4 separate regions of the Homo sapiens genome follow, and all the other regions are linked to region 4. Evidence: read pairs that join two places in POLR2A ChIA-PET (ENCODE). Cell type or tissue: HepG2. All regions are shown on one strand.

The links. Peaks named below come from ENCODE experiments on the same cell type or tissue, not always from the same donor. Only the 100,000 strongest peaks of a DNase experiment are listed, where the experiment ranks them.
Region 1: POLR2A ChIA-PET joins it to region 4 with 19 read pairs; 3 of 35 experiments call an interaction of 5 or more read pairs at or near these places.
Region 2: POLR2A ChIA-PET joins it to region 4 with 12 read pairs; 11 of 35 experiments call an interaction of 5 or more read pairs at or near these places.
Region 3: POLR2A ChIA-PET joins it to region 4 with 19 read pairs; 6 of 35 experiments call an interaction of 5 or more read pairs at or near these places.

The regions. Positions count from the first base shown.
Region 1 is chr16:14,281,085-14,289,084 of GRCh38, reverse strand. TRT-CGT2-1 (tRNA-Thr (anticodon CGT) 2-1) reads right to left here and starts at 3,192; the gene lies at 3,121-3,192. RefSeq lists enhancers at 2,776-2,895, 2,926-3,923, 4,605-5,253, 6,798-7,299 and a silencer at 3,066-3,475. In HepG2, a CTCF peak has its summit at 3,780; DNase peaks (open chromatin) are centred at 3,134 and 3,704; H3K4me3 peaks cover 2,622 bases.
Region 2 is chr16:14,494,163-14,502,162 of GRCh38, reverse strand. The region is part of intron 21 of PARN (poly(A)-specific ribonuclease); the gene reads left to right. Among named protein-coding and RNA genes, the nearest start is that of LINC03107, 69 kb to the right of the region's middle. RefSeq lists enhancers at 297-591, 317-611, 3,925-4,069, 5,475-5,997, 5,998-6,520 and a cis regulatory region at 3,992-4,002. In HepG2, no CTCF peak of the experiment used is centred here; DNase peaks (open chromatin) are centred at 42, 412, 3,942 and 4,402; H3K4me3 peaks cover 636 bases.
Region 3 is chr16:14,482,960-14,490,959 of GRCh38, reverse strand. The region is part of intron 21 of PARN (poly(A)-specific ribonuclease); the gene reads left to right. LOC105371094 (a long non-coding RNA gene) reads right to left here and starts at 3,958. Exons shown (of 2, transcript XR_933105.3): 1 at 3,722-3,958; 2 at 1,918-2,817. RefSeq lists an enhancer at 4,357-5,292. In HepG2, a CTCF peak has its summit at 1,317; DNase peaks (open chromatin) are centred at 1,329, 4,229, 5,519 and 6,937; H3K4me3 peaks cover 1,082 bases.
Region 4 is chr16:14,401,421-14,409,420 of GRCh38, reverse strand. No RefSeq gene overlaps it. Among named protein-coding and RNA genes, the nearest start is that of LINC03107, 23 kb to the left of the region's middle. RefSeq lists enhancers at 2,686-2,765, 3,220-3,721 and a silencer at 3,496-3,695. In HepG2, no CTCF peak of the experiment used is centred here; DNase peaks (open chromatin) are centred at 3,070, 3,580, 6,254, 6,710 and 1 weaker place; H3K4me3 peaks cover 786 bases.

The sequences.
Region 1 (8,000 bases), 120 kb after region 4:
ATCTTTCAGGCTTGAAAATAAAAAACAAAACAAAACAGCAAGCACTTCTTCATACACAAATATATATATATATCCTTAGTCATTTTGTGCACACTTTTTTGCATAAATGGTATCTACAGTATTGTAAATTGTGTTTTTCTAATACATTCTCCACCTGATACAGACAGGCTATGGTGGAGATGGATGAGAATGGGCTGTCTCCCTGGGTGATGTCACAGAGAAGGAGTGCTGGTCTACTCTGTGGATGGGGACAGAAAGACAAGGACAGGAAATCTGGGTGGACAATTCCATGCTCTTCAAAGATATTGGCCTACCTGCCCAAGAGCCGTGTTTTTTTGTTTTGTTTTGTTTTTTGAGATGGAGTTTCACTCCTGTCACCCAGGCTGGAGTGCAATGGTGCAATCTTGGCTCACTGCAACTTCTGCCTCCTGGGTTCAAGCGATTCTCCTGCCTCAGCCTCCCGAGTAGCCGGGAGTACAAGCACCCACTACCATGCCCGGCTAATTTTTCTATTTTTGGTAGAGACGGGGTTTCACCATGTTGGCCAGGCTGGTCTTGAACTCCTGACCTCAGGTGATCCACCTACCTTAGCCTCCCAAAGTGCTGGGATTACAGGCGTGAGCCACCTTACCTGGCCCATACGTGATCTTTTATGGCACCTATTCAAAAAGAAACGAATGGGCCAGGCACAGTGGCTCATGCCTGTAATCCCAGCACTTTGGGAGGCTGAGGCAGGAGGCTGAGGTGGGAGGATCATTTGAGCCCAGGAGTTTGAGACCAGCCTGAGCAACATAAGGAGACACCAATGTCGATCCCACCGCCCACCCCCCCAAAAAAAAAGCCAGGTGTGGTGCTAGCGCCTGTAGTCCTGGCTACTTGAAAGGCTGAGTTGGGATGATTGCTTGAGCCCAGGAGTTCGAGGCTGCAGTGAGCTATGACAGCACCATTGCACTCCAGCCTGGGCAATAGAGCGAGACCCTGTCTCCAAAAAAGAAAGTAAAATAAAAAGAAATGAATAGATGCTCCAGTGGAGACAAGAGAACATTCAACATTTATTTGCTTTAATTCTGAATTGTTCTAATTTGCCTGTGTCCCAAAAGGTTTTTGTGTTTGGGTAGGGGTTTTGAGGGACAGGGTGATTCTGGAAAAAAATTGCATATGTAGTACAAAGAAATCATCTTGAAGAAAACCCAAGCAATGTAGAGCACACGTTTACCTGGTAAGAAGTGAAGGAGCCCTTTCAACAGCTTTCCTAGTCTACTTCCCTCCCAGGGGATGATGCTATTTTGGCGTGTACCCTTCCACCCCTTGTGTACCGCTCCTGGAGACCAGCAGCACCAGCATCACCCCAAGACACTTCTTAGAAATGCAGCGTCTCAGGCCCCACTCCAGACCTACTGAGTCACAACCTGCTTCTTAGCAAGATTTCCCCAAGTGGAAGTGTAAGAAGCACTGGTATTTTCTATTTTTATATCATTAACTTACCTATTTATATACATGCCTATGCACAGGCTCCTTCCTGGGTTTAGAATATGGCTGTCGTGGCCGAGTATGGGGGCTCACGCCTGTAAACCCAGCACTTTGTGAAGCCCAGGTGGGTGGATCACTTGAGGTCAGGAGTTTGAGACCAGCCTGGCCAACATGGTGAAGCCCTGTCTCTACTAAAAATACAAAAATTAGCCGGGTGTGGTGGCGCACGCCTGTAATCCCAGCTACTCGGAAGGCTGAGGCAGGAGGATTGCTTGAACCCGGGAGGCGGAGATCTCCGAGTGAGCCAAGATCATGCCACTGCACTCCAGCCTGGGTAACTGAGCCAAACTCGTCTCAAAAAAAAAAAAAAAAAAAAAAAAAAAAAAAAAAAAAGGAAAGAAAGAAAAGAAAAAGGAAAAAAAGAATATGGCTTTCGTTTGAACAGTGGTCCTCGAGGTGCGGTCCAACATCAGCTTCTCCTGGGAGCTCGTTAGAAATGCAAATGACCTGGGCCCAGCCTTGAGCTGCTGAATGCGGAAGCCCTGGGCTGGGGCCCAGCAATCTGCGTTTCTCAAGCCCTCTAGGGGAGGCTGATCCACGCTCACAAGTGTGGAACCCCTGCTGTAGAAGGGGGACACTTACCCCCGGGAGCTCCTGCTCCCTCCCTCTCTCCCTGTCACCTCCCGAGAGCCCGTTCTGGCCTGGCCAGTTCACCGAGGGACGCCCAGAATCCAGTTCCACCAGGCACACACGAGGCGCTCCACGAATGCCTCCTCCAGTTAGGAATCTCAGACTGATACAGCCTTCCCCAAATTCGCTCAAGCTGGTTTTCAGAGTGCACGATGTGGCGGTCCTGGAGGTTGGGGTCATTGCATGACGTCTTCAAAGGCATTCCAGCAGCCCTTTGGTGCATCCTTCGTGATGCAAAGAAAACCTGTGCGATCTGACTGGAGCTCCGTCTACGTAGGCCGCCTCCACAGCAGCCTCTCCTGGCAGCTGCTTCACAAGCGCCCATTTTACAGAGGGGCAAGCGGAGGCTCAGAGCCGGAGGTTTCAGATTTGCGTGTCAGAATTGCTCCAAGCCTGGACAGGGCTGCTTCTCTTTCGAATGCAATGCCTACAGTGGATTTCCTTTCAAAAATAGCAAGCCAGACAGACACCAGCTGACTCTGGGTGTGGGCTCTGTATCAGGCAACGGCAGGGCTTTTGTTAGAGCGGATAAAATTGGATTTTCCTGTGCAGAAGAATGTGGATGGGCCCTTAAGCCAAACTCCAGCAGCTGCAGGTCTCCTTGCCCCAAGGGTGTTGGGGCTTCCCTGAGGCCATGATCTGCAGGGGACCCTTTGAGTTTGCGAGCCCCGCCCCACCCCCAGAGCCCTCCATCTTCTCCCAGGGGATGAAGCGCCCCAGGGGTAGCTGTGTGTAGGGAGCCGATCGCCGGGGCCGGCCAAATTTGCGGACCTTACTCGCCGAGGCTGGACCACCCAGACTTCCACCTTCTGCGAGGGAAGGATGGGAGCTTGAACCCAAACCCTTGAAGGAAAACAGTTGGCTGGGTCTGCAGTCCAGGGGGAAGGATCTACTCGCAGAGTACGGCAAGAGTCGACCACTCCTAAAAAGTCTCCACCCTATAGCTGAAGGTTGGATATCAGGCACGGACGGGGTTCGAACCCGTGATCTTCGGTTTACGAGACCGACGCCTTACCACTTGGCCACCGCGCCTGCGTTGCGATGGCGGTCTCGCGAACCTCTATCCTGGCGCCGCTCCCGTGCGCCCGCCCAGCGAGCACGAGCTCGCACCGTCCCCCTCCCTGCTGCGGCCGGCGGGGCGGGGCTTCAACGGGCGCGCCCCGGCGGGCTCGGGGGCTCGGGGACCCGCGGGCGATTCTGTCGTCTGCAGTGGGCTGGAGAACCTCTGGAGTCGGGGCGCGGCTGGAGCGGTGTCCCGAGGGTCCCGCAGGTCCCGCGGGCGGGGCACCGGCCTGTATCTCAGAAGTCGGGTTCGAATCCCAGCCCCGCCAGCGATGTAGCGCTTCGGGACGGCTCGACTCGGAGTCTCAGTTTCCCCCTCTAGAGTGAGGCACCCAGGAAGCCAAGGAATGGTAGCAGGTTTCCTTATCGGCCCGACTGCGGGCCGTCCACCGCCGCCTTGCAGGGAGCCCACGCCCAGCCAGGGTTGCTGAATGGAGGCGTGAGATTTAGAAAATAAAAGCTTCTGGAAGCTCCGCGCTTTGGCCCGGGCTGAAGGATCGCTTGAGCCCAGGAGATCGGGGCTGCAGTGAGCCGAGATCGCGCCGCTGCACACCAGCCTGAGCGACAGAGGGAGACCTTGTCTCAAAGAAAAGAAAAAAATAAAAACAAACAAACAAAGCCGAAAGTTTCTTCTTCCCCCAGTTTACCTGTTTAGCCTGGATGTGTCCCTGGTCCCAAGACCAGCAGCAGCACCTGGGATTTTGTGAGAAATGCAACTTCTCTCCCGCCCAGACCTGCTGACTTGTCGGCTAAGTCAGCCCCAAGGCACCTGACAGTTTAATGTGCACGCTCATATTTATAGATTCAAACATGCCCTTTGATTTCCACACAAACGGACTGATTTACTGTTCTCTGCACTTTGAGTTTTCATGAATTAATGTATGATGTGTTAATTCAATGGCTCTTGGTAGGTAATACAGTTTAATCAAAATTAATAGCATTGTTTGAGAAATATAACAATTTCTATTATTCATGAATGTGTTGTGTAATATTAACACCATATAGCAAATCATATATACTAAAGTATATACTATAATTAATGGGATTATTATGCATGGGTGGGTTACCTTAGTCTCTAGTAACTACATGGTTTTCCATTGAGTGGCTGTGCTACAATTGATTTAATCTGTTGCTGGGAGCTGGGCATTAGGTTGACTGGAGGATTTGTGTTGCTCACAGAACATTCTGTTATGTGTGTCTCTGCCTGCTGGTACCAGTGATGCGGTAGGGTATATAGGGGCCTATACTAAGAACGTCCACAGCCTGCCATGCAGGTGTATAGGCAAATAGGAAGCTGAAAAATACCAGAGAGATGCTTTAAATGTCAAAGTTTGGGCAGGTGAGTGGGAAATGCGTAATTTTCCCTCCAGGCATTAGGACTGGAACCCTGAGGCCTTGCACCTGGAGTGCTGTGGCGCTCTAAGTGCAGGTGACCTGGTAGCTCCCCAATTAAAAGAAAGACAGACTTGGAGAACATGTTCAGAAAACGTGCATTACCAAGCATTGCTTCTGAATGGCAGATGATAATACTGGCTCCACTGTCCCCATCCTTTTTTTGGGGGGGAGGGGAGGTGTTTATTGGGTTGTTGAAGACTTACTGTGCAGAAGTGGCAGAGGCTTATGAAAAGAAATTAGCAAATGAAGGAAAATCACGTGGGGATTGAGTCCAAAACTAACGGGCAGGTGGAATGGAAATTGGATTTTAATGGGTACTTTAAAAATCTTTGTCTTCTGAGGGAAGGGAGGCAGTTGAAAGCCTCAGGTGTCCCAGGCACATGAAAAGGGGCGTATGCACCTTGATGGGCACGTGGGATGCCCTTTGTATCCTCAGGGCCAGGGGGCCCTCTGACCCTATGTGAGGCCTAAAATAGAGCATACAGGTGGCAGGTGTTGGGCTGATAAGTCCACTTATCTGGCAGGTGAAAAGGAGACCTGAGGAGCCCCAGATCACAGATACCTGGAGGGTGGATGTGTCTGTCCTGGCCCCGGCGTCTGCACGAGGTATGTGCTCAACAAGTATTGTCGAAGGTACCAACATGTAAGATTCCCTTCCACGTGGTTCTGGGGACTCTCCAACCACTGTACCAACAAATGTCCCAGTGCTGAACTTTCAGTAAGGCTTTTGGTGATCAAGCCAAAACCTTCCATTTCTCGGTCATAAGGAATTGGCCATTGTTCACTCTTACTGAGAAACTTTAAGCAAACATTCCCTGTGCCCTGACAGGGTCTGTGGTCCAGGTGAGGTTCTGTTGTCACACAACTGTGACCCAATCCCAGGCCTCCCAAATGCTAGGGTGAGAAACCAGGGTTGGCTGAAGCAGAGGGTGGTTTCAAGGGACTAGAAAGGCGGTGTTTTAAGTGAGAAAATGTCAGAATTGATCTGGTGACAAAGCCAAGTGCCATGATGGAATACTTTTGATCTTTTTGTTTCTTCTGTATAATTAAGTTGCCTAGATCTGAATAATTTATAAGCATCCACTTTTCCTTTGTGTTGAAACTTAGGCACTCTTTTCTATTTCAGAAACAAACAAAATATATACATATATATGTCTTTAATCTTTTTTGGCTTTTTCTGGCACCTCTATTTCCCTGTGCCTGTCTGTAAAGTAGAAATTCTTAGGCCGGAGGTGGCTCATGCCTGTAATCCTAGAACTTTGGGAGGCCCAGTTGGGTAGACTGAGCTCAGGAGTTCAAGACCAGCCTGGGCAACATGGTGAAACCACGTCTCTACTAAAATACAAAAAGTTAGCTGGGTGTGGTGGCACATGCCTATAGTCCTAGCTTCTCCGGAGGCTGAGGCAGGAGAATCACTTGAACCCAGGAAGCGGAGGTTGCAGTGAGCAGAGATGGAGTGAGACTGTCTCAAAAATTTCTTAACCTGAGCCCATGCACTCAAGCCCAGGAAACGTGTGACTTCCCCAAAAGTATATATAAAGTGCGTATATAGTTTTCCTGGAAGAGGGATGTCACAATTTATTGGGGTTTTTGTTTTTGTTTTGAGACAGTCTCGCTCTGTCACCCAGGCTGGAGTGCAGTGGTGCAATCTCAGCTCGCTGCAACCTCCGCCTCCTGGGTTCAAGTGATTCTCCTGCCTCAGTCTCCTGAGTAGCTGAGATTACAGGTGCGTGCCACCACGCCTGGCTAATTTTTGTATTTTTAGTAGAGACGGGGTTACACCATGTTAGGCCAGTCTTGAGCTCCTGACCTCGTGATCCACCTGACTCAGCCTCCCAATGTGCTGGGATTACAGGCATAAGCCACCGCGCCCAGCCGTTATTAGATTTTCAAAAAGACCTCCTGAGGGTCTTAGAAGGCTGAATGCCTTTTTACTTCCTCTCTCCCTTCCTGATGGTGCCTGATTAACCTAAGCCCTACCGAGATACAATATCTATCTAAAGTGGTTTAGCTACAGCTGTGGGTGTCTGAAAAATTGTTTCTGAACAATTCAATGGCAATGTCTCCAAGACACTTTCTGGCTCCAGGGAGGACCTGGGCTTCCCCCAGCTCCTCCATCCTGGCTCACCTTGTGTGCCTGGTGCCTGCTGCCTTCCACAGAGTGAGGGTGGGCAACAGAGGCTCTTCCTGGCCTGTGAGGGGCTGGCACCTGCGTTATCTCAGTAAGCCTTGGTGGTGGCTGGGTGGCACCTGCAGATTTCATGAAAATGCAGGCTGATTCAGTTAGTCTGGGCTGGGTCCGCGGAGCTGCCTTTCTAAGTTCCCAGTTAATGCTGCTGCAGCTGGTCCAGGGCCTCACTTTGGGAAGCACTGCTTTAAAGTATTCCTGGAGAAATTCGTTTGCTTGTGGAAGAGAAAAAACCCTCAGGCTTGGATATTTAGGTCATCTGAGGTCATGACAGCGGGCTTTTTACTAACACCCTAAATAAAGATTTTACCTAAAGAAAGCACACTTAGCTACTCACAGTATCCCAGCTCCTTGAGGCAGGGGCCCTGTGTTGTGAGGGATGGGCAGGGTTCTTTTTGTTTTTTAAAGAGACAAGGTCTTGCTCTGTCACTCACGCTGGAGTGCAATGGCATGATCATAGCTCACTGCAGCCTCTAACTCCTGGGCTCAAGTGATTCTCCTGATTCAGCCCTTGGCTCAACTGGTCCTCCTGCCTCAGCCTTCAGAGTAGTTGGGACTATAGGCACATGCCACCATGCCTACCGGGCTAATTTTTAATTTTTATTTATTTTTCGAGACGCAGTCTTGTTCTGTCACACAGGCTGGAGTGCAGTGGTATGATCTTGGCTCACTTGCAAACTCTGCCTCCCAGGTTCAAGGATTCTCCTGCCTCAGCCTCCCGGGTAGCTGGGATTACAGGCATGTGCCACCACGTGGGCCCAGCTAATTTTTGTATTTCTAATAGAGATGCTGTTTCACCATGTTGACCACGCTGGTCTTGAACTCCTGACCTCAAGTGATCCGCCCACCTCAGCCTCCCAAAGTGCTGGGATTACAGGCCTGAGCCACGTCGCCTGGCCCTAATTTTAAAATTCTTTTGTAGATGTCGGGGGTTGGGGGGGGGGTCTTGCTATGTTGCCTGGGCTGGTCTTGAACTCCTGGGCTCCAGTGATCCTCCTGCCTTGGTCTCCCAAAGTGCTAGGATTACAGGTGTGAGCCACCATGCTGGGCCTCAGCACCATTTGTTGAAATGATTACCCTCTCCCCATTGAATTGCCTGGGTACCTTGGTTAAAATTCAATGAACTGTGTGTGGTCTATTTTTGGTCTTTTTATTCTGTTCTGTTGATCCATATGTCCATCTTTATGGCAATTAC
Region 2 (8,000 bases), 93 kb before region 4:
AGCCAACTGTGGAAAGCATCTCAGTTCAAAGATAAGAAAACAGTTGCCCAGAGAGGCATGTGGCCTTCCAGTAGTAGAGCTGTCTACCCCAGAGTGTACACACTCATTCCATTGTGCCTTCTGCTCATATGATGTTTGTTAACTCTTTTAAATCCTGAACCAGTCAAAACCACATTTTTTAAAAATAATCTAAACAGCATTTAGCTAAGGCCTCTAGAGAGCTGAGTGCAAGGTGTGCCTGTGCTCTTTCCAGAAACGGCAGTGATTTATGCCTGCACTCTGGCTTGAGTTGTGACAGAACAGGCTCCAATGGGTGTGTGTTTAGTGCCTTGTCTGTGATTTTCAGGATACATTCAGGTAGCTGCTTCCTAATGCATTCCCCAAAGAGTGTGCTTGTGGGCAGAGCATGTGCTGGGGAGGAGGGCCAGCTGTGAGCGGGGGAACAGATGACTCAGCATTCCAGCGGGCTGCCTGCCCAGGAACTCTCACCATGATGGCTTTAATAACATGGTGGCACATTGCCTGGTAACCTGAGGGTTGGTGGGGTTTGTTTCTACCTACTTTACCGAAAAGCCCTCTATCAGCTGTTGGCCAACCACATCAGGGTGGGGTAAGATATAAACTTGGCTCTGCAAGCTGACTTTCTTTTCTATTTTTCATGCCTCTGCCTACATTTTAACATTCATTCTCTTTTTCTTTCTGTTTTTTTTTTTTTTTTTTTTTTTTTGGACAGTCTTGCTTTGTCCCAGGCTGGAGTGCAGTGGCGCAATCAAGTGATCCTCCCACCTCAGCGTCCCAAGTAGCTGGGACTATAGGCGCACACCACCACTCCAGACTAATTATTATTATTATTATTATTATTATTATTGTTTTTTTGTTTGTTTTTTGTTTTTTTTTGTAAAGATGGGGTTTTACTGTTTTGCCCAGGCTGGTCTCTAACTCCTGGGCAGGCTCAAATAATCCAAAAGTGTTAAGATACAGACGTGAGCCACTGCACCCAACCTGCTCGCTTTTCTCTTCTCATTTATATACTATGTAAAGGTGGAAGCTGGATAGTTGACTTCCATATCATGTCCTCAAGGGAATTAGTTACTGAACAGATGGTCTTTTTTATATTAGTTAAAATTATTTTGTTTGCAATTCAGACCTCTGGACTATTTCCCTGGGTGCCTCATAGCAGAAGAATCTGTAGCCATGGACCTCCTTGCCACAGATTTGATTTTGGTGGAACAGATCTGGATGTATGTAGCCTTAGAAGCAAGCTAGGCTTTTTCTTTTCTGTTGGTAAAGGCCTCTAACTGCTGCCCTAAGCTGACATAGGGCACAGGGTACTATCTGTGAGCTCACTGGAAAAATGGGGTTTGTGGAGCTTTATAGCTGGGTTCCATGAAAGCTGCTTTCAGGTACTTTTTTTTTCCTCCATCAAAATCTTAGCATATGCAAAGGCAGTAGAAGCAAATTTATTCATTGGACATGCTTTAAAATGAGACTTTACTTATGTTAGAGGTATTAGATGTAGCACTTTAGAATTAGAATCTAAAGGGTGGTAATATTTTTTTCTAGGGAAAGAAATGTAGAGAGTACTTTATAAAATCCACAAGTGTAGGCAGGCTTGGTGGCACGTGCCTATAGCCCTGGCTGCTCGGGAGGGTTGCTTGAGTCCAGGAGTTTGAGGCTCCAGTGAGCTATGGTCACACCTGTGAATAGCCACTGCACTCCAGCCTGGGTAACATAGTGAGACCCTGTCTTAAAAAAACAAAACAAAACAAAAAAAGTAAAAGATAAAGTTTACAGAAACCATTCTAGCCTGGGCACAGCAGCTCATGCCTGTAATCCCAGCACTTTGGGAGGCTGAGGCAGGAGAATTCCTTAAGCCCAGGAGTTCAAGACCAGCCCTGGCAATGTAGCAAGATCCCACCTCTACAAAAAAAATTTTTAAATTACCCGGACATGGTGGCAAGCTCCTGTAGTCCCAGTTCCTTGAGAGGCTGAGGTGGGAGGATTGCTTGAGCCTGGGAAGTTGAGGCTGCAGTGAACCGTGGTTGTGCTACTACACTCCAGCCTGAGTGACAGAGTGAGACTGTCTCAAAAAACAAAGAATGAAAAAAAGCATTCTGTGTTCTTCTCTCTGTATACCTGACTTTCAGAAGTTGTTTTTCAGTTTCCTAATTTGTGTTGAGTATTTTGACATTGTAGGAAACTCTCAGGTCATTGAGAATTTTAAAATACAATGTTATAAAATATTCAAAAATACTTTGGCATGTGATAATATCACACTTGCCATTGTATTAATATTGTTTTTATTTAAAACATTTTTTGGAGACAGGGTTCCCTTTGTTTCCCAGGCTGGACTTGAACTCCTGGGCTCAAGTGATCCTCCTGCCTCCTCCTCCTGAGTAGCTGGGATTACAGGCACGTGCCACTGCACCTGGCTTGTTTTAGTTTTTTACATTTCTCTCTTTTGGCTTGACTTTTTTATCTAACCAGTTGGTTTTTACAATGAATGTTTAAATAGACAAAAAAGCTCTACACTTTTAGAATGTAGAAAGCAAAATGAATATTTAGAACAATTTAGAGATTTAATGACTTGAGTCTGGAAAGCTGAACAATGTCAATATCACTTTTTTAAAAATCGTATTCTCCTGCTGGCAAAGAATTTCACAGATCCTTTTAATGTCCAGGAGTGGTGAAGAACTTGTTACTTCTTTGAATTTTGGGAGTTGCCACCTTCTATTAATAAAAGCAGTTCCTCAGCAAATGGGAAAAGTTCGCTCTCCCTGATTCCCCTGCAGGCTCACTGTCTCCTTCCACTTCCTCTCTCTGTCCCGCTCTCTCCCTCTCCCTACTTTCTCCTTCTCCCATCCCCCTGTATTACCTGTGTTAGACTCAAGAGTAATGTCACTCAGCATGCTTCCTCTCCTAGCAGCCTAACCTGCTCCAGTTCAGACCTGAATGCTGTCTTTAGGTCTGGTGTCAGCAGCAACAGCCCCCGTAACAGGGAAGCAGCTTACTTAAGGAAAAAGAAAATAAAGAGCTGGAATAGTCCTCCTAAGATCCCAAATCCACAAGGAAGTGATGTGGTCATTTAAAAGCAGAAACAACAATACAAGTGTAGAATCATTGTGTTAAATGCCCAGGCAGGATGGGACTTCAAAATCAAAACAATTCTTACTCAGATTTGCGCCACCATTTGGGGACATTTGGTGACCTTCAGGGTTTCAGCGTGTAGGGTCTAGACAGAACTCACCAATGAAATAAATTAGTCATTGAGCACATCATCTCATCAAGGCAAAGCGTAAAATTGATGTGGAAAATAAAAATAACATCCTCATTCTTTATCCATTTCCCTTTTGGAGAAGTGTAACTCTTTTTCGAAGTCAAATATTGCCAGTTACAACAAGTAAATTTCATCGTCCCAAGGCAACCCATAGTCTGGAGAGAGGATTTCATTCCCTTCCTTTAAAATAAACTGTTCTCTCTCCACAGAGGATGGGAAGCACAGGCACAGGGCTCCATGAAGGCACGGAGGAGCTGGCCTGGTGTTCAAGGAGGTGGTGTTGGCATTTTTTCAAACCTTCTTGGTGGTGACAGATCGTGTATGATGTGTCCTGGAGCTGCTCTGCATCTGTAGGTGGATTGCAGGGCTAGCAGGTGGGAAGAGGTGAGAGGCAGGCCTAGGAAGAGGACTCATGTTCATAGCGCAGCATCCTGGCACCATCAGGAAAGTGCTGAGTGCTTCCAATGCTAGGAGCATGGCAAGGGACGGTTAAAGGGAACCAGAGACAAAATTGTCCCATTTACTATTGATACGGAATTTCTGTGACTCTCTAATAGGTTGGGAGAGGCTGCTTTTGGTGACAGACACCCTCCCTCCCAGGGGCCATGACTCACCTCGCAGGTGAGCTAGCTCAGCTCTGCCTGGCTGCCCATCATTCTCTTTCTCTCTCCAGTTCCCCTCCTCTCCTCCGGGGTTTCACTGGGTTAATGAATAAGCTGAGTCATGAGGTATAAGTAAATTCTTTTTTTTTTTTTTTTTTTTTGAGATGGAGTCTCTCTCTATTGCCAGGCTGGAGTGCAGTGGCACCATCTTGGCTCACTGCAACCTCCGACTCCCTGGTTCAAGCCATTCTCCTGCCTCAGCCTTCTGAGTAGCTGGGATTACAGGCACATGCCACCACACCCAGCTCATTTCTGTATTTTTAGTAGAAACAGGGTTTCATCATGTTGGCCAGGATGGTCTCTTGCTCTCATGTCCTTGTGATCCACCTGCCTTGGCCTCCCAAAGTACTGGGGTTACAGGTGTGAGCCACCGCACCCGGCCAGTAAATTCTTTTATCAGATGAAAACCACTTCAAAACATCCACAGAGACACAGTTAATGAAAGTGTAAATAGTGCAGCCCTTAATGAAAGTGTAAATAGTGCAGCCCAGCAGCTCCTATATTAGCTTATACACAAACAGACTAAGCTTTTCAACCACTGAAACCTGTAAGCCTTAAAATATGTGCTGCTCTGTCAGGCTGTTTGCGTATGTGGCTATGGGAAGTAGAAGAAACATGGAGCACTGTGCTTTATCACCGTATCACTAATGTTGTGGCAGATTTAATACTTCATAAACAGCCCAACAAGTTGCCAAAGTTAGCTAGGTCCAAAAGTGTTGTCTTGATGCAGGTGGTGTGTGTGCCTATTAGGTATATATTTGTACCTGGCATCTGAAGTTCCTGAGAACTAGTCCAGGTGAAAGGACCCAACTTGAATCTGTAGATGCAGCCACTACCTCCAGCCAGTGCTTCAGTTACACGCAGGCTGTGAAGAGATTGTGTCCTAAACGTTCTTTTGTTGATTAACCTTTTAGAACACAAAGCACATTGTCACATAGAAATGCTGTTTTGAATGGTGGGTGTCAATGAGCTGTGTTGTGTTATAGAGTTCAGGTCAGGCAGGGCTTGTTTAGTGGGTCAGGAAATCAATGCTGGTAGATACCAGCATTTAAAAAAAAGAGGGGAGAAAGTCGAAGAAAAGGACGTATGAGAGTGGGTTTCATGTAGTAAAAGTAGGTATTGTTTAGTGATACTGTTGCAATTTAAAACCTATTGCAGGCTGTATGCTGGCATTAAATTGGGAATCCCTCAGGCAGGGGAAGGGGCGTCAACAACGGGTTAAATACTGGCTGTGCACGGCAGTCCAGCACGGTGACATCAGGCAAGTTATTTTAACATGTCTCAGGCACTGTTCTGTCGTATTCAAAATAAGACTGCTTTACAGGGGTAGGATTAAAGATGGAAGAAAATAGATTAATGTTTTAGGATATAGAATAATGTATTAGGATTAGAGATAGTAGAGAACCTGGTGCTTAGTAACCTCCCTATAAACCATGATTGGTATCTGTTTGTACTTCTTTGTAATATGTAATAAGCAGACCTTAAAGATATAGTATTAACTAAGCCGTGTACTATTTAGTCTTCCCTGGAGTGGAATTTATTCAGAGTTCTTGACGTTTAGGATCTGCCATTTCACATGATCTAGCAGATCTTTGATTTTACCTTAAATTATTCTTGTGTAGTTGAGACATCAATCTTAATTTTCTGCCATGAAGTGTGAAGAATGTTGTAAATTGCTTAGGTCTTTCAGCTGTCTGTCAACTTCCTCAAGACTGTTAAGTATGGAATTGCTTCCCAAGTCTATTTTAAGTTGTGTTTCATCTTTTAAAAAAAGAAGGGTTTCTTCTTTTTTTTTCTTTAAGTAATAGTTCTAAACTTTTTGCCAAACTCCCATCTGCTTCTACTTGATGCCATCATAAATTCCTTCTTACCTTCTGCACTTCACTACCCACTTTTTAAGCTGCTGTGTCAGCACTTGGGAAAGCCCTTTTTTGTGTTGGGCTGGGTGTGAGCGCAGAGGCTTTGTTGACTGCTTTGAGGGGCAGGTTAAAGTTGTCATCAGAAGCATGCGTCAGGGTCAGGGAGCTCGGGCTTCACACCCCAGCCCTGCTGTCAGAATCGCCATCTTCAGCAGGCCACTCAACCTCTCTCGGCCCCTGTTTGCCTGGCCATGGAAGGAGAATTGTTACCCACTTTGTGGGGTGGTTTTGAGGAGGAAAAGAGCATTGGGCAGATTGTTAGCACTAGTTGGAAGGTCACATCTCTGGCAGGGACCTTATCAGGTACCAGCTCCATGGCCTCTTCTGCTCTTCCTGTCTTCCCAGGTTCCAGCCCTGGTGCTTTTGGGAAGATCCCTCCCCTCCCCTGACCTCGACCCCTCTTCAGAGGAAACAGTGAACTTCCAGGTGCGACTTCCTGCCCCCAGATTCACAAAGCTGTCCGCGCACACACCTCCCTCCTTCTGTGCCTCTGTCAGACATGTGTCCCCACCATGTGCTCCAAGTCCCTTCTCAGGGGCCTTGTGCTACATTTTATCCATGCCCACCCATGGGCAGAATTCCTTCCACCTGTTCAAAAGAACTCCCACAACCCCAGCTCGCCTCTTCTCCCAAATCTTTCCTTCCTTTTCGGAATTCGAGGCGTCTGCAGTCACCACCCTTACCGTGGTTCCTCGCTCACTCTCCTCTCGCTGTGGTCCCCACACCACAGAGCCTGTTCTTACTGAAGACCCTCTGACCCCTTTGCCACACCCACCAGGCAGTCTTCTCACCTTGCCTGAGTGCTCAGTACTCTGACCTCTGTTTTTTGGAGACAGAGTCTTGTTCTGTGGTCCAGGCTGGAATGTGGAATGCAGTGGTGTGGTCATAGCTCACTACAGCCTCAAACTCCTGGGCTCACGATCCTCCTGAGTAGCTGGGACTACAGGTGCGCACCACCATGCCTAGCTAATTTTTTTTTTTAGTGGACATTGAGGGGTATGTGTTGCCTAGGCTGGCCTCAAACCCGTGAACTCGAGTGATCCTCTCGCCTTGTCCTCCCAAAGTGCTGGCGACTACGGGCATGAGCCACCATGCCTGGCCTCTTCTTCCTCCTTGAAGCAATGTTTTCTTAAATCCCTAGGTTTGCCCTTCTCCTTTTCAGGCCACAGCTTCCCAGGCTTTCATGACTGCCCTCCCCATCCATACGAGGATTAAAGGCCGGTGCTCCTAAGTTCAGTCTGGAGGCTTCTGTGTTTACTCTGCACCTTCTCCTCAGCAATTCCATTCTTTCTCAGGGCTCACACCACCTTCATGCCAGTGATTCCCAAATGTATTCTCTCTGCCCATCCCACATTTCCACCGATGTTTCCCAGGTACTTCAAAGCCACCATCTACCCCATTCCTGTGTTCCCACTATCTTGTTCCCTGGTCCCAGATGGCACAACCCTGCACTGCCCAGGCTAGGACTCGGAGAACTGTGTAGTTTCTCTGTGTCCCCACCTCTTCCATCCTAACAAGCCACCGCCCTTTCTCTCCATATTTATTACCCTGGCGTCCTGCTGATCTCCCGGAATCTTTGTCAGGAGGAGGAGATCTGACCACAAGGCCCTCCTGACTGAACTCCTCAGTGTGGCGCTCCTCTGCGCATCGTTCCGGCTGCACCGCCGGCCCTTCTCCTGCTTCCTCCTTAGGATTCACTATTACGGTCATTCATCCTTAGTCTAGACTGTGTTCCTCTCTCAGATGAGTCACCTCATCATATTCCTTCTGCCTGGATCACAGTTCCCCACCTCCAGAATTTCTACACTACCTGCTCTCCCAACCCTCAAGTCTCAAGAAAGACCTGAGTGTCTTTTCCTTAGGGAAATTTTTCTGAGCCCCAGGTGTGGTCATTTCCCCATGGGAAACTCCAGAGCAAGCTCCTTTTCTAACCCTCAGCCCGTGGGTGATGGTCTGTGCTCTCTTTCTCTCCTTGAGTACTGGGCTTTGTCTCTCTGATTTCACTCTCAGCCTCAGTTGCCTAGTTTTAGAAGATAGTTTGTTCATGAATGAATGGATAGATGAATAAATGAACAAGTGAGATTGAAATATACAGGCGTTCATTAATGTCCATGAGAGACTGGTTCCAGGACCCCTGAGTAT
Region 3 (8,000 bases), 82 kb before region 4:
GGTTGGGTGTTTCTGTTTTCCTTGATTTTTAATATCTTTCTTTAAAGATTTTTAAAGCTTGCCCTTTTGCAAAATCTGATAAAACCCTCCATTCTCTTATCTGGTAAATTGGAGAGGCTGTCCATCTGTTGTAAATTTAAACTTGATCAAACTTTATGGAATATGAAAAAACTTTTGTATTTAATATATTCATATTTAAATAAGCAAACAAACACAAAGCAACCTTTAGTGTCATCCAGGCTTGGGGTGACAATCCTGAATGACAATGTGGTGATTTAGGGCCTCACGCTGGTGGGTGCTCTGAGGGGAATAAGGAGAGGCCATCTTAAAGGGTGTCAGAGAGGGCGTCTTTGACATTAAGGCACACACTGGCATTAGAGGAGTAGGATTTGGGCCTGTGAAGTAGGCAGAGGCCACTCTTGGCACACATCACTTCTGATTGTGGAGTAACACACCAGGTTATCACACAGGGACTCCTTCCAGCGTTTGCACAAGGCTGTTGGGTGGAGAGATGGACACACTGCTTCCTTGCAGACAGATGTATGCCTGTGTTAACTCTGCATGACACAAACCGGGTGCCTTCCAGTGCATGTGGTGTCGTGGAAAGAATGTAGGCTTTGGTTGGGGTCCCAGCCTACACATGTAATCTTTGGGACCTTGGGCCAGTCCCTTTTTATGAGTCTCAGTGTCCTTATCTATAAAGCCAGGATAATGCTGACAGGATTTTCTGTGCTAACAGAGGAAATAGCCAATAAATAGTTCTCTTTCTTTGTTTTATTTTTATTTATTTATTTATTTATTTGAGACAGGGTCTCACTTTGTCAACTTGGCTGGAGTGCAATGGCACGATCTCAGTTCACTGCAACCTCCACATCCCGGGCTCAAACAATCCTCCAGCCTCACCCCTCCAAGTATCTGGGACTACAGGCATGCCTGGCTAATCTTCGTATTTAAGTAGAGACAGGGTTTCACCATGTTACCCAGGCTGGTCTTGAACTGCTGGACTCAAGTGATCCGCCAGCCTTGGCCTCCCAAAGTGCTGGGATTATAGGCATGAGCCACCATGTCCAGCCCTCTTTGTTGTAACCATTGGGTTAATACGAATATAGGCAATTCCCTTAGACATTGAGAACTTGATGTTTGCTGAGAGTGGCCATGGCAAAAAATGCAGGACTAATGGTGTGTAACTGCTTCAGCAGTTTCCTAGTACACTCTCCCCACCCACAAACAGTTGCTACAATAAACTGGTTTCAACCCTCTAAGAAGCAGACTGCAAAAATGCCCTTAGCCACCGAGCAAGGCTGAAGTCTGGCATCTGAGTTGCAGTACGCATTTACACCACATGTGTCCCACTCAGGGGCTCCACTTCCATGTGACCGAAGACATTGAAACAGGAGTAAGTTTGAGCTAATCTTAAAGAGACCTTCTCACTTAAGCAGATTGTATTGGAAATGGCCTTTAGTAGTTGGACAGGGTAAAACAATGGAAAAGCTAGAATTTTTTTTTTTTTTTTTTTTTTTTTGAGTCTCTCTCTGTCGCCAGGCTGGAGTGCAGTGGCACGATCTCGGCTCACTGCAACCTCTGCCTCACATGTTCAAGCGATTCTCCTGCCTCAGCCTCCCGAGTAGCTGGGATTACAGGCGTGCTAGAAATTTTGTTTGTTTAAAATGTAATGCACATCTGTGAAACCACCACTCAACCAAAGAATTAAAACATTACTAATAAATTACATCTACCTATTGCTCTTCTCCTCTCTAGTTCTCCTGATTCCCTTCCAGTACCAGCTATTCTACTGAAGTTTGTGCTGATCATCTTCTTGCTATTTTTTGTTCTCCCTCTCATACACACCCCCGCCATGTGTGTATGTATGTGTGTTGCGGGGCGTGAGGGGGATTGCATTTATCATTCACCGTTACATCACTGAGATTCATCCATTTTATTCTGCGTAGCTGTAGTTCACTCATATTTTCTCTTAGACAATATTCCATTTTGTGAATATACTGCAGATTTGTCCATTTACCCAAGGATAAGGATTTGGAGCCCTCTTTCTCTTTCTTTTTAGCTATTATGAACAGTTTTTTTTTTTTGGAAACTATTGTATTGATCTCTTATTATTCGTGAGTGAAATTGCAGGGTCATAGGAAGTGAGAATGATCATCTTTAAGTGAGAACACTAACTTGTTTTCCAAAATGGTCGTACAACCACTGGGGATCCTGTTGCTCCACACCTTCCCAATAGTTGTATTATCAATGTTTTTTATAATTTTTGCCAACGCAGTAGGTATAGAATCATGTCTCATCATAGTCATGATTTGCCTTTGTCTGTGGCCGAGCATCTCTGCATATGTCCACTGGCCTCACACACCTCCCTTCTGTGCGGTGACCGTGCTTCTCATGCCTTGTGCCCACTTTTCTGCAGTTGTTTCCTCACTAGTTTGTGGCTATTTTTATATATTCTAGTGCTAATCCTGTCAGTTGAATGTCTTACAGATATCTTCTTCCAGTTTATAGATTGTCTTTCTTCTCTTTAAAGTGTCTTCTGATGGACAAAGGCTTTAATATTAATGTAGCCAAACTTATTGATCTTTTCTTTTATGCCTGTCCTTTTTTCTATCTTTGTAAATTCTTCCCTACTTCAAGCTCAGAAAGATACTCACTTATATTTCCTTTTCAAATTCTCAGAGTTTGCTTTTGACATTTCAGCTCTTCATCCATCTGGAGTGAATTTTTCGGCATGGTGTGACTAAGAATCCAATTTCTTTTTTTTTCCCCCCCATGGATAAACAATTTTTCCAGCTTTTCCTTTTCCAGGCAGTTCTGTCAAAAATCAAAGTTTCACAGATATATACGTGTTTTTCTAGGCTCTTAGAATTCTGTACCATTGGTCAGTTTATCTCAGCACCATTACTCCACTGTCTCAATTCCTATAGCTTTACAATAAGCTTTTTTACCTAGTAAAGCAAGTCCCCCTTCCCATTCTTTTTTAGAAATGTCCCAGCTATTGTTGGCCCTTTTATTCTAATTTTAGAATTCATCTTTCAGGTTTCCCAGAATAACTGAGGTTTAATTGATGTATAATAAAGTGACCGTCTTTGGTGTACAGTTCTGTGCCTCAGCAAATGCATGCAGTAATGTAATCAGCACTGCAATCAGGATATAAAATAGTTCTGTCACCTTCAAAATGCCCTCCCCTTCTTTGTAGTCAACTTCCTCTCCCGTTCCAGCCCCAGCACCAGCCCCAGGCTCTCACAACCACTGTTGTTTTCTACCGAGATTTTTTTTTCTTACTTTTAATTTTTTTCAATATTTAATTAAAATGTTGGAGGCCAACTCTGGGCACACTGCCTATGAGTTAGCCCTGTTCCACAGAAGTTGTTTAAAAAATAAAATAAAATGTTGGAATATTTTTGCTGGAGTTGCAGTAAATCTATAAGTCAATTTAGGAAGGAATCTACATCTTATGTTGTCTTCCTCTTCATAAACATAATGCATCAACTTAGTTGGAAAGTCTTTGCTTGACAGTAGTGGAAAGTTCTTTAAAAAACAATAAAGTCTAAACATTTTAAGTAATTCCTTAATACAGGAAGCATTTTATAAGCTAATTGTCAACCTACATAAACAAAATGCATATAAATACACAGCAGGCATGTGGCAGTATTAACATTGTTAAAATGTATATATAAATGCCACATCCTGGTTTCAAGCCAGCTTTGTTGCTTACCTACAAGACCTCAGGCAAGCTGTTTAGTTTCTCCGATGCTCAGTCTCTTTATTTGTGTGGTGACTAGAACATCCGAAGATTAAATGCTATGCTGTGTGCAGTGTCAAGAGACAACCGCGTTGATGCTGCCTTCGGATCCTCCGGCGAAGACTTCCACCGGATGCCCCGGGTGGGCCGGTTGGGATCAGACTGGACCACCCCGGACCGTGCTGTTCTTGGGCACAGTGAAGCCGGAGTGTTTGAGACTCTTATGTGAGGGAACTGCTCCCACTCACCTCCAGGGAAACAGGGAGGACTCTTAGCACATTTGGTTCCCCAGTGGCTTTCACAAAGTGGCAAGACCGATAGATTGCCTTGAATCATTTCCCTGACAAATTTGGAAAAGGTTAGTTTTACCCAGCAGCCTGCTACATGCTGCTTCTGACAGGCGAGCTGGAATAGCTGGAGGACACAGTTGACAGCCAATTCATTTTGCTGATTCATCCATTAGAGGCGTGGCTTTGAGCCAGAGCTTGGCTTCTAGATTAAAGGCCGAGAGCTGCAAAGCTGCTGGGACTCAAGGAATGCTGGTAAATTATTGCCACGTGGAGGCCAGCAGTGAAAAGCGGACTGTTATTTATTTCCCCTTTTAAGTGATCCTAAATTCCAAATGTGCTCAGATAAATCCCCTCGCCATGGTTAGGGAGTTGTTTGTAACATTTGTCTATCAGCTGGGAGCTGAATTATTGAAAACTATCAGATATCATTAAATAGATTAACTCAGCTCGCCTGTGACCCTGTCATCACCTTTGCTTTCATGGGGAATATTGACCCAAGCCTCCTCTCCTACTTGGTAATCCAAATTAAACTTGAGAGAAGGATTTTTTTCGAGATAGGGTCTTGCTGTGTTGCCCAAGCTGGAGTGAGTACAATGGTGCAATCGTGGCTCACTGCAGACTTGACTTCCTGGGCTCAGTCAATCCTCTCACCTCAGCCTCCCTAATAACTGAGACTATAGTCTGAAGCCACCACATCTGGCTAATTTTTGTGGTTTTTTTTGTGTGTGTGTGGAGAATGGGGTTTTGCCCCATTGTCCAGGCTGGTCTCGAACCCCTGGGCTCAAGCAGTCCTCCTGCCTTGGCCTCCCAGAGTGCTGGGACTGTAGGCATGAGCGACCACACCTGGCAACAGAGGGATTATTGCAGATGTCATCCCTTTTGGGTGTGCTTGCAAATCAAAATAAACCTTTTAGATTAAAGAACGCAATAGCCAGGCCAGGCACGGTGGCTCACGCCCATAATCCCAGCACTTTGAGAGGCCGAGGCAGGCGAATCACTTGAGCTCAGGAGTTCGAGACCAGCCTGGCCAACACGGTGAAACCCTGTCTCTGTGAAAATTACAAAAATTAGCCAGGCGTCGTGGCGCACGCCTATAGTTTAAGCTATTCAGGAGGCTGAGGCACGAGAATCACTTGAACCCGGGAGGCGGAGGTTGCAATGAGCCTAGATGGCGCCACTATACTCCAGCGTAGGCGGCAGAGCAAGACTGTCTCAAATAAATAAATATATTAATAAAAATAAAGAACTTTCTTAAAAAAAAAAAAGAATTGAAATAGAAGAAAATCCAGGAGAATGCTCATTGGTTAACAATTGGTACAGAATAATGATGGTAGAACCAATGGGTTCTCATATGTCCACATTGATAGATGAACATATTTTAATCTGTCACAAGCTTAGGGAGTGACAAGCTTACAGCGAAATCACCACTACATAAATCTGGTATGTGACAGGGTGACCTTTAAGAGAGGGTGGAGATTGTGTCTTGATTTACCAAATACCTGACATAGTTCCTGGGACAAAAACACTCAGTAAGCAGTTACCACATGGAAGAATGGGTGGACAATGGTTATTGGATATGAATTGTTGGGAGGCTGGGTAAATGAGTGAAAAATAACAGAAATATGACACATTCAAAGTAAGAAAAATAACTGTTCCAAGGAATAAGATTTTCAGGAAAGGATCCTATTTCTGTGGCTCTCTGATATGAGTAACTTTACTCAATAGCACATCTCCAGAACTGCCTGCTTTCACCGCTTATCTCCTGAGTGAGGCAGAGTGTGCTGTTTTCAGCTCACATTTCAGTAACCCACTCCACTTCTTTGGGAGACATTGTATAATATGAACATTCTCTAGCACTTTCTTTTTAGAGACGGGGGTCTCACAGTGTTGCCCAGGTTGGTCTTCAACTACATAGGCTCAAGTTATCCTCCCGCCTTGGCCTCCCAAAGTGCTGGGATTACAAGTGTGAGCCACTGTGCCCTGCCTCCCTAATACTTTGAGGGTTTTTTTTTTCTTTTTCTCTTTAACTCTTGAGTGAATATTTTAAAAGTACACAAACTTCTTAGTAAAAATTTGTGTTTTCTGAAGAAGTAGAGTTTTTTCCTGTTTTGTTCTGTTTTTTAGATGACTAAATATTTAGGGCATGACATTCCGGAAACCTTTGTTGCACTAAGTTTTAGTGAAGTCTGGCCTAGTTGAAGATTAAAATGTGTCAGGTGCCGGATGTGGGACATCTGCCTCTCATACAGTTGTCTTTCCCTCTGTTTTAAGGTCCCTGGTAAACTGGAGTCCCTTGTCCAGTGCCGACGTGCCCACAGCCTGCATGCTCGTCACCAGCACTGCATTCTGCTCTGCATTCAGTCACATCATTTTTATTGAGAACTATTCCATATCCAGGGGTTTTCTAGGTGCAAGTAGACAGATTCTGTTTCTGACATCATGGCGCTTTGCAGCTACCAGGTACAAAGACTGCCCTGAACAGCGTGGCCAGGCTCTGATGGTCTCACTGCCAGTGTGGGTAATAGTTGTTGGCAGTGATAGTGGGCTAGGAACGCATATGCCTAAACTGGAAGCCAGAAGTAGCAAATGGGCACCAAGAGGCCACCATTGATCCTCACTCCCATGCCGCCATCGTGATCCATCCACAGCAGCCTCAGAAGAGGGGGCAGCATGGGATCAGAACACAACTGACCTGGCCTTAGTCTGAAGCATTAACACCAAGGGGGGATTAAGCCCCAGTGTTCAAGTACTGCTGCCAGCCAGAGGCGCATTACGGAGAATTAGCAGTCTTTAAGGCAGAAGGAGCAGAGGCATGTCCTAAGTATTGTGCAGCTGTCTTAAATTTGCAGAGTGCATAGGAGCTAAGTTATGAGGAAGCAAAGGCATAAGAATGATGTAATGGACTTTGGGACTCCAGGGGAAGGACAGGAGGGGGTGAGGGATAAAAGACTGCACACTGGGTGCAGTGTACACTGCTCAGCTGATGGATGCACCAAAACTCAGAAATCGTCACTGAAGAACTTTTCCATGCAACCAAACACCACCTGTTCCCCCAAAACTATTGAAATAAGATAAATACAAAAAAATGCATATGTAGTGTAATTCCAGTTATAGGTAGCTCAAGAGAAGGCAAAATTAAGCCCTGATGATAGCAGTGGTGACAGCAAAGTTTTCAAGTTGAGGAAGATAATGCCATAATTGTACTACACATCTGAGGCGCCTTCGTCCAGTGAAGGAGGGGTGGGAGTCTGTCTAAAAACAGGCATGAGGGTGAGGGGGATGTTCTTTATCTTAATTTGCGTGATGGATGACATGTGGGTGTACAAATTTGTTTAAAACTCATTGTAACAGAACAGGTAATAAAGCCTGATCATTTAAAAAAATTAATAAAATGAAAATAATAAAGCACCTCCAATAGATGCAGAGTAATAAGAAGGACCCTGGTATTAGGGTTTGAGGAACCTGGTTTTGCATCTTATCCCTGCCATTCACCCAGGGATGGTCTGCAGCAAAACCCTGACCTCTGTGATCCTGCTTTCTCACCAGTAAAAACATTTCCTCTCTTGCAAGCGTACTATGAAGATTAGATATAATGCATGTAAAACACTGCACACAGACATACCGGAGATCTTCAGTGTGTGACACAGTAATCGCCACCACTGGCAATATTGCTTTTTGTTGTCATTTTATTTTAGGAAAATAGTGAGGGTTTATAGTTTTCCCTTAGTGGTTTTGTTTATTTTCATTTTGTTACTCTGAAAATGAATAATATCCAAATAGTAATGTTGGCTGCAAATATTTTGAAAATTAATATTTTACTTATATCATTACCGGTTCTTTACAGTTTACAAAGTACTTTCACACTGAAAATGAGATTGGGGAGCAATGGCTTTTTTTTCCAGGTGAGAAAACTCAGACTTGGAGAGTTTGCAGGTGTACCCAAGGTCATTTGTCTTCCAGGT
Region 4 (8,000 bases):
CCATAATCCATTATTTTTTTCTAAATTAAATGGAATGTGTTGTGAACCACAATCATTTATTTTATTTACTTATTTATTTTTGAGACGGAGTCTTGCTCTGGCGTCCAGGCTGGAGTGCAGTGGTGTGATCTCGTCTCACTGTAACCTCTGCCTCCTGGGTTCAAGCAATTCTCCTGTCTCAGCCTCCTGAGTAGCTGGGATTACAGCTGTGCACCACCACACCTAATTTTTGTATTTTTAGTAGAGATGGAGTTTCATCACGTTGTCCAGGCTGGTCTCGAACTCCTGGCCTCAAGCGATCCACCTGCCTCAGCCTCCCAAAATGCTAGGATTACAGGCGTGAGCCACCATGCTTGGACCTAGCCACAATTATTTAATACCAGGGCTCCCTGCCATTGCTCCCCAGAGCTGGGAGAAGGTCTCAGGAGCATATTGGGTCAGGTATGTGTGGAAAGGCCCTCCAGGCTCAAATCCACACTGGGCCTGCTCTGTGCCCTGACTCCAAGCTCCAGGAGCCCTCAAAGGTGGCAGCTCCACTGCTCATGAGCCAAGCTTAGGGACCGGGGCCCTTCCTAGCAGCCAGAAAGAGCCTTATTCTTAGTTGTTTTTTTTTTTTTTTTTTTTTTTTTTTGTAGAGACAGAGTCTGGCTCTGTTGCTCAGGCCAGAGTGCAGTGGTTCGATCATAGCTCACTGCAACCTCAAACTCCTGGGTACAAACAATCCTCCTACCTCAGCCTCCTGAGTAGCTGGGACTACAAGCGTGCACCATCACACCTGGCTAATTTTTATATTTTTAATTTTTAATTTTCTGTAAAGACAGGGTCTTGCTATGTTGCCCAGGCTGGTCTCAAACTCCTGGCCTCAAGCGATTCTTCTGCCTCGGCCTCCCAAAGTGCTGTGATTACAGGCATGACCCACTGTGCCTGGTTCTGTTTTTAGTACCAAGGGCCCTCATACCCCCTGTCTCTTCTTGGGACTCTGCCAAGTCCCAGGCTCCTTCTCAGCCTTGGGGACGGTACCCAGATCAGCACCTCCACTTCCATCTCCCCACCTCACCCCAAACCCTTCCCTCTGGCATCTAGAGCCATCCTAAAGTTTCTCTTCTTGAGTCTAGCCCTCCTGGGTATGCTTGGGGACTGAAATGCTCAAACTGGCCTCACCTCTTGACACTGTAATTGTTCCTTATCTCCCATTAAACAGGAATCCTGCTTTGTGTAGTTCAGTGCCTGCTGCCAAGTCAGAGCTGTGACCTCAATGAAAGTGGCCCAGCCACAGCAAACCTCAGTTTCCATAACAGTCCTGGGATCCAATGTGGCTTTCACACTACATGTCACTTCACTCTGTTATCTCTGACAGAAAACCAACTCAAACTGGCTTAAGCAAAAAGGGTACTCACTGGGCCATGTAACCAAAAAGTGTAGGCATACATGTGGCTTCAGGAATGGCTGGATCCAGGCACTCACATGTGGCATCGGGAGTCCCTCTCCTGGCTGTTGGTTTCAGTTTTCTCTGCAGGGGTTTCATTCAAGCACTGGTTCCCTCCTCATAGTGGCAAGGTGGCTGCCCAGGACAAGAGGCTTATAGCCACGGGCTCAGCTACTTAAGGATAAGTTCCATCAGAAGCCCAAGTTGAGGCCGGGCTTGGTGCTCACACCTGTAATCCCAGCACTTTGGGTGGCCGAGGTGGGTGGATCACTTGAGGTCAGGAGTTCGAGACCAGCCTGGCCAACACAGTGAAACCCTGTCTCTACTTAAAAAAAAACAAAACAAAACAAAAAAAAAAACCATGAAAATTAGCTGGGTGTGGTGGCACGTGCCTGTAATCCCAGCTACTTGCAAGGCTGAGGCAGGAGAATCACTTGAACCTGGCAGGCGGAAGTTGCAGTGAGACGAGATCACGTCATTGTACTCCAGTCTGGGCAACAGAACGAGACTTCGTTGGCAATGACTGGGTCATCTGTCCAGTCCTGAACCGGTCACTGTGTCAGGTAGAAGCATTGTTTGATTGGCCAGGCCTGGGACACACGGCCATCTCCAGACCTAGGAATGGCATCATCTCTACCCAAACCCCGTGAACCAAGAGTTGGGGAGGAGCAAAGCTTCAGAGAAAACTCTGGGCCCTGTCATCAAGCAGAGGAGGAAAGGAGGCCACACAGACTGAGACATCAAGTACCCACTGTGCCCTCACCACCAGCTCCCGCCCTGGCCAGTGCACTCCTGGACCATCTCTCCTCCCCGTCTTGTTCACAGTCACCCTCTCACCCCAGCAGAGATCAGGCCAGGGTACTGGTGGCAAGTGAGTGAAGGGTTTCAGCAAGGGGGTCCCCACCTTCCAGGCACAGTGTAAGTGGACCCCCCACACTTGGGGGCTCTCCTGGGTTGCACAGTGTCCTCTGAAAATTCACATCCACCTGGAACCTGCAAATATGACCTTATTTGGAAATGGAGTCTTTGCAGATGTTGTCAAGATAAGATGAAGTCATACTGTTTTAGGATGGGCCCTCTATATGGCACGACTGGGGTTCTTATACGAAGAGGGACCCTGGCACACAGATGCATACAGGGAGAGTGCTGTGTGATGAGAAAGGCAGAGATTGCAGTGATGCTGCCACCAGCCAAGGAGTCACCATCAGCCAGGAGATGGGCATGGATCTGATTCTCCCTGGGAACCTCCAGAAGGAGCCAACCCTGCCAACACCTTGGTTTTGGACTTCTGTTCCCCGCAACTGTGAGACAATACATTCTGTGGTTTTAAGCTTTATGATAATTTGTTACTGTAGCCCTGGGAAAGGAATACAAGGGTAGACAGACACTGATCAAGTAAGCAAACAAATGTGAAATTGCCCTGTGACAAGGGAGGTGCGGGGTGCCTGTGTTGGGGAAGAATTCTCTGAGACTTGAAGTCAGAGAAGGAGTTAGCTAATGGGGCCGACAGGGTTCTGCACACGCAGCTCACGGCCCAGATCTTGTTGGCCAAGTGTTTTTGCAGGGATTAGGAACTAAGAATGGTTTTGCAAGAAGAACATCACAGGCTGAGGGGACAGCATGGGCAAAGGCCATGAAGTGGGAGGCGCCCTCTGTGAAACCAACAAGCTTTCAGCCACGTGGGTCTCTCTGACGCGTTGCCTCAGCCACAGAGGGCTTTAAAAAGCCCCGAAACTGGACAGGTGTCACTGCCTGTGGCAGTAGCGGCCATTTGGCGCCTGTGGTTTCAACTCCACCCGTTTCACATGTCTATGTTACCAGACTGGCCCCTGAAGGGGATCTGTGTGCCAGGCCCTGACCTGCCGGGCTTTGGAAACATCCTCGACAGTGTCCCCTGACCTGCGCCCCGCCTTGTGGAGTGAGGCCTGGTTGCCCAAGCTGGCTGGGCCGGGCTGTTTGTTGCTTCCAACAAACATAGGAGAGAACGTATGGCTGCTTTTTATTGCCAGTGAGAGTTCCGCGAGGCCTGGCCCGAGATGTGGCTGGCGTGAGGGGTCCCGGACCTGCTGTGCTGGGGACGCACCCAGTTCTGTGTCGCTTGGTCCAGTGAGGACTCGAGCCCCTTGGAGGCGGGGCCTCGGGCTGCAGGGGCGGGGCCCCGAGCCGCCTGGGGGTGGGGCCTCAGGCTCTTTGGGGGCGGGGCCTCAAGCTGTCTGGGGACGGAGCCTCCGGCCGGCTGGGGGCGGGGCCTCATGCCTAAGGGGCGGGGCCTCGAGCTTTCTGGGGGTGGGGTCTCAAGCTTCAGGGTCGGGGCCTGGAGCCGCCTGGGGACGGGGCGATCTGTTGGGGAGGAGGTTCTCGAACTGCTGAGGAGGATCGCAGTGCTTTTGCTTCCTCTAGGAGACCAGCTGCACAGGCTGGAACATGCCATCTCTATGCCTGTTTTCCCGTCGATAAATCCAGAGACATTACTCTCATCATTTCTTCCTCTGTACACAATATTCATATATGTAACCCCTTGGTAAAGCAGTTGTAAGAATTAAACAAGAGGAATTGCTCTTTCATTCAGCAAATATTTTTTGAGCAGCTACTAGATGCCAGGCACTGTTTTAGACGCAAGTGATACTTCAGGAAACATAATCAGACAGACAGACAGACATGCCCTCCTGGAACTGACATTGTAGAACAAGGGTCCGCATCCTGTGGCTCACAGGCCAGATCTGGTTGACCGTCTATTTTTGCATGGACGTTAAACTAAGAATGATTTTTGCATTTTGATTTTTATTTTATGAAAAAAAAAATTGAGGGCTGGGCGCGGTGGCTCAAGCCTGTAATCCCAGCATTTTGGGAGGCCAAGGTGGGTGGATCACCTGAGGTCAGGAGTTCAAGACCGCCCTGGCCAACATGGGGAAACCCTGTCTCTACTAAAAATACAAAAATTAGCCGCCATGGTTGTGGGCACCTGTAATCCCAGCTACTTGGGAGGCTGAGGCAGGAGAATCGCTTGAACCCGGGAGGTGGAGGTTGCAGTGAGCCGAGATGGCGCTACTGCACTCCAGCCTGGGCAACAAGAGTGAAACTTTGTCTCAAAAATAATAAAATTAAAATAAAATAAAAAAGAGTGGTCTCTGGAACAATAGCTCAGTATCACCTGGACATCTGTTAGAAATCCAGACCTACTGAACCAGAATCTGTATTTTAGCAAGACCCCCAGGTGATCTGTGTGTACATTAAAGTGTGAGATGTTTTTGTAGCAACACGCATGGAACTAGAGGTCATTATCTTAAGTGAAATAAGCCAGATACAGAAAGACAAATATTGCATGTTCTCACTCCCAAGTGGGTGCTAAAAAATGCATACACATGGCTCCACAGAGAGTGGAATAATAAATAATGGAGATTCAGAAGAGTGAACGTGAATTTTGGCAGTTCATCCACCGCTGTGAATCATAAGAAATAGTTTAATGGCTGCCAGGTGAGGTGGCTCACACCTGTAATCTTAGCACTTTGGGAGGCCGAAGCAGGAGGATCACTTGAGCCCAGGAGTTCAAGACCAGCCTGGGCAACATGGCAAGACCCCATCTCTACAAAAATTGCAAAATATTAGCTGGGCATGGTGGCACCAACCTGTAGTCCCTGCTACTCAGGAAGCTGAGATGGGAGGATCGTTTGAGCCTGGGAGATAGAGACTGCAGTGAGCCATGATTGCACCACTGTACTTCATCCTAGGTGACAAAGTGAGAACCTGTTTAAAAAAACAAAAATAGGCTTGGTGCGGTGGCCCATGCCTGTAATCCCAGCACTTCAGGAGGCTGAGGCAGGCGGATCACCTGAGGTCAGGAGTTCGAGACCAGCCTGGCCAACATGGCGAAACCCCGTCTCTACTAACAGTACAAAAATTAGCCGGGCATGGTGGTGGGCGCCTGTAATCCCAGCTACAAAGGAGGCTGAGGCAGGAGAATAGCTTGAACCCTGGAGGTGGAGGTTGCAGTCAGCCGAGATCGAGCCTGCACTCTAGCCTGGTGACAGAGCGAGACTCTGTCTCAAAAAAACACAGCAGCAACAACAACAAAAAGAAATCACTGAATGGGTACAATGTATGTGATCGGGATGATGGAGATCCTAAAAGCCCTGACCTGACTATTACACAATCTACGCATGTAATGAAATTGTATTTGTACCCCATAAATTTATGTAAATACAGAATTTTAAAAAGTGTGAGTTGTGCAGGTCTAAAATGATGCAGAATGCTCAGCACAGGCCTGACACTTAGCAAGAGCTCCATGAATATTAGCTAATGTGGTGGATGGACTCATGGTCCCCCAAAGAGGTCCACATCCTAATCCCCAGAACCCGTGAAAGTGCTAATTTACATGGTAAAAGGGGCTTTGCAGGTGTGGTCAAATTAAGGCTCCTGAGATGAAGGAATTCACCTGGATTATCCCTGAGGGGCCAAATGATGTAATCACAAGGGTCTTTTTTTTTTTTTTTTTTTTTTTTTTTTGAGACAGAGTCTCACTCTGTTGCCCAGGCTGGAGTGCAGGCTTGATCTCGGCTCACTGCAACCTCTGCCTCCTGGGTTCAAGCGATTCTCCTGCCTCAGCCTCCCGAGTAGCTGGAATTACAGGCGTGCACCACCATGCCCAGCTACTTTTTGTATTTTTAGTAGAGATGGGATGTCACCATGTTGCCCAGGCTGGTCTCGAACTCCTGACCTCAGGTGGCCTCGGCCTCTCAAAGTGCTGGGATTACAGGCATGAGTCACCACACCTGGCCCACAGTGGTCCTTATAAGAGGCGGTGGGTGGGGCAAGAAGAAACGTGACATGTGAGGCTGGAAGCAGAGGGTGGAATGCATGCTTTGAAGGTGGAGCCACCTGCTTTGTAGGGGTCCTGTAGCATCTGGAAAAGACAAGGACTCAGATTCTCCCTCAGAACCCCCTGGAGGAACCAAGCTCTACTGACACCTTGATTTTAGACGTCGGACCTCTGGAACGGTAAGAGAATAAATGTATCTTTTTTTAAGTCACTAAGTTCGTGGAAGCTTGTTGGAGCAGCAATACAGAATGAATATAGCTGCCATTCTTACTGTTATCCTGTTTGTCGTAGGCTGGCTCTGCCATCTTCCTATTCAGTTGTTTCAGGCAAGTTACTGAGTCTCTCTGAACTTGAGTTTTCTGCTCTGTAAAATGGAGACAAGAAGTTTTCCTACTTCTGGTCAAATGAGATAATGCACTTAAAGTGACTCCAGCTGTCATGATTGTTGTTGCTCTTGTTTAAGTAAAGGCAGTGGCCATGGCTGGCTGTGTGTGACCTTGGGCAAGTTATGTGACTTCTCTGAACTTTAGTTTCCCCGCCTACAAAGTGGGGGTCATGACAGCATCTACCTCCTGAGGCTGTCGTGAAGCTGGAAGGAGACCCTAAGCATAATTTCTGGGTCCATGCCTCGCTGGAGGACGCAGGTGTAATTCTGGCCAAATTGGAGAATGTGATCTCTAAACTGGGTGGGACCCTCTAAGCTGTCCTGACTCGGGTCATCTGTGCTGGATCACAGCCTCAGCCTGGCTGGCAGGGGAGTAGATCATTCCTATTCCCTTTGCCTCCCCAGCTCTTCCCAAGTGGACACCACAACCCCATTGCGTTTTTTAGGGACGGAGTCTCCCTCTCTCACCCAGGCTGGGGTGCAGTGGTGTGATCTCGGCTCACTGCAACCTCCGCCTCCTGGGTCCAAGCGATTCTCCTGCCTCTGAGTAGCTGGGATCACAGGTGCACGCCACCACTGCCGGCTAATTTTTGTTTTTTCAGTAGAGATGGGGTTTCACCATGTTGGCCAGGCTGGTCTCAAACTCCTGACCTCTAGTGATAAGCCCGCCTTAACCTCAAAGTGCTGGGATTACAGGCGTGAACCACCGCGCCTGGCCCCCATTACCTTTTGTTGTGACTGCAGCAGACTCACTGGGGGGCTTCTGTCCCCAGAGGGCGGGGAGCTCAAGCTAGTTCATAGAGGAGGGGCAGGGGCCATTGGGCTGGGGCGGGGCCTGGATATCCTGACACGAGGGTCCTTCCTGTGCTGAGGTTCCGGACTGAGGCGGGAGTCAGTCTGAAGCCTGGCTGTGGGGCTTGGCGTCTATCCAGGCTGGAGTTGGCTCCCTCGGAGTGTGTGTCTCACTGGATTGGATCTGTCTGTGTCTTGGGGGTGTTCTTTAAAGGGAAGAACCTGACAGACTTCACACTACAGTGCCCCGTGCAGGGCCTGGCACACAGAAAATATCTATTGGACCAGTGAATGCATAACCCAAGGGACTGAACGTCCCCAGTGCAAACCAGAAGGGAGTTTGTGTCAGTGGGGAGTCTCCCAGGCCCCAGTAAAGGCTGGTTGACCACGTCCTCCCTAAGCTCTGGGTGTTGCCGAAGTGGCCTTGCTGCTCTGAAAACAACTGTGTGCATCTCAGCCTTGCCTCTCCCGGAGGATGGCCTCTCACTTCCTACGAGACCAGGACTGCAGCCTCGGAGAGGTTTGAGGGTGTGCCCAGGGCTACACACTTAGAGTGAGTTTGGGGCGTGAGGCAAGGATTT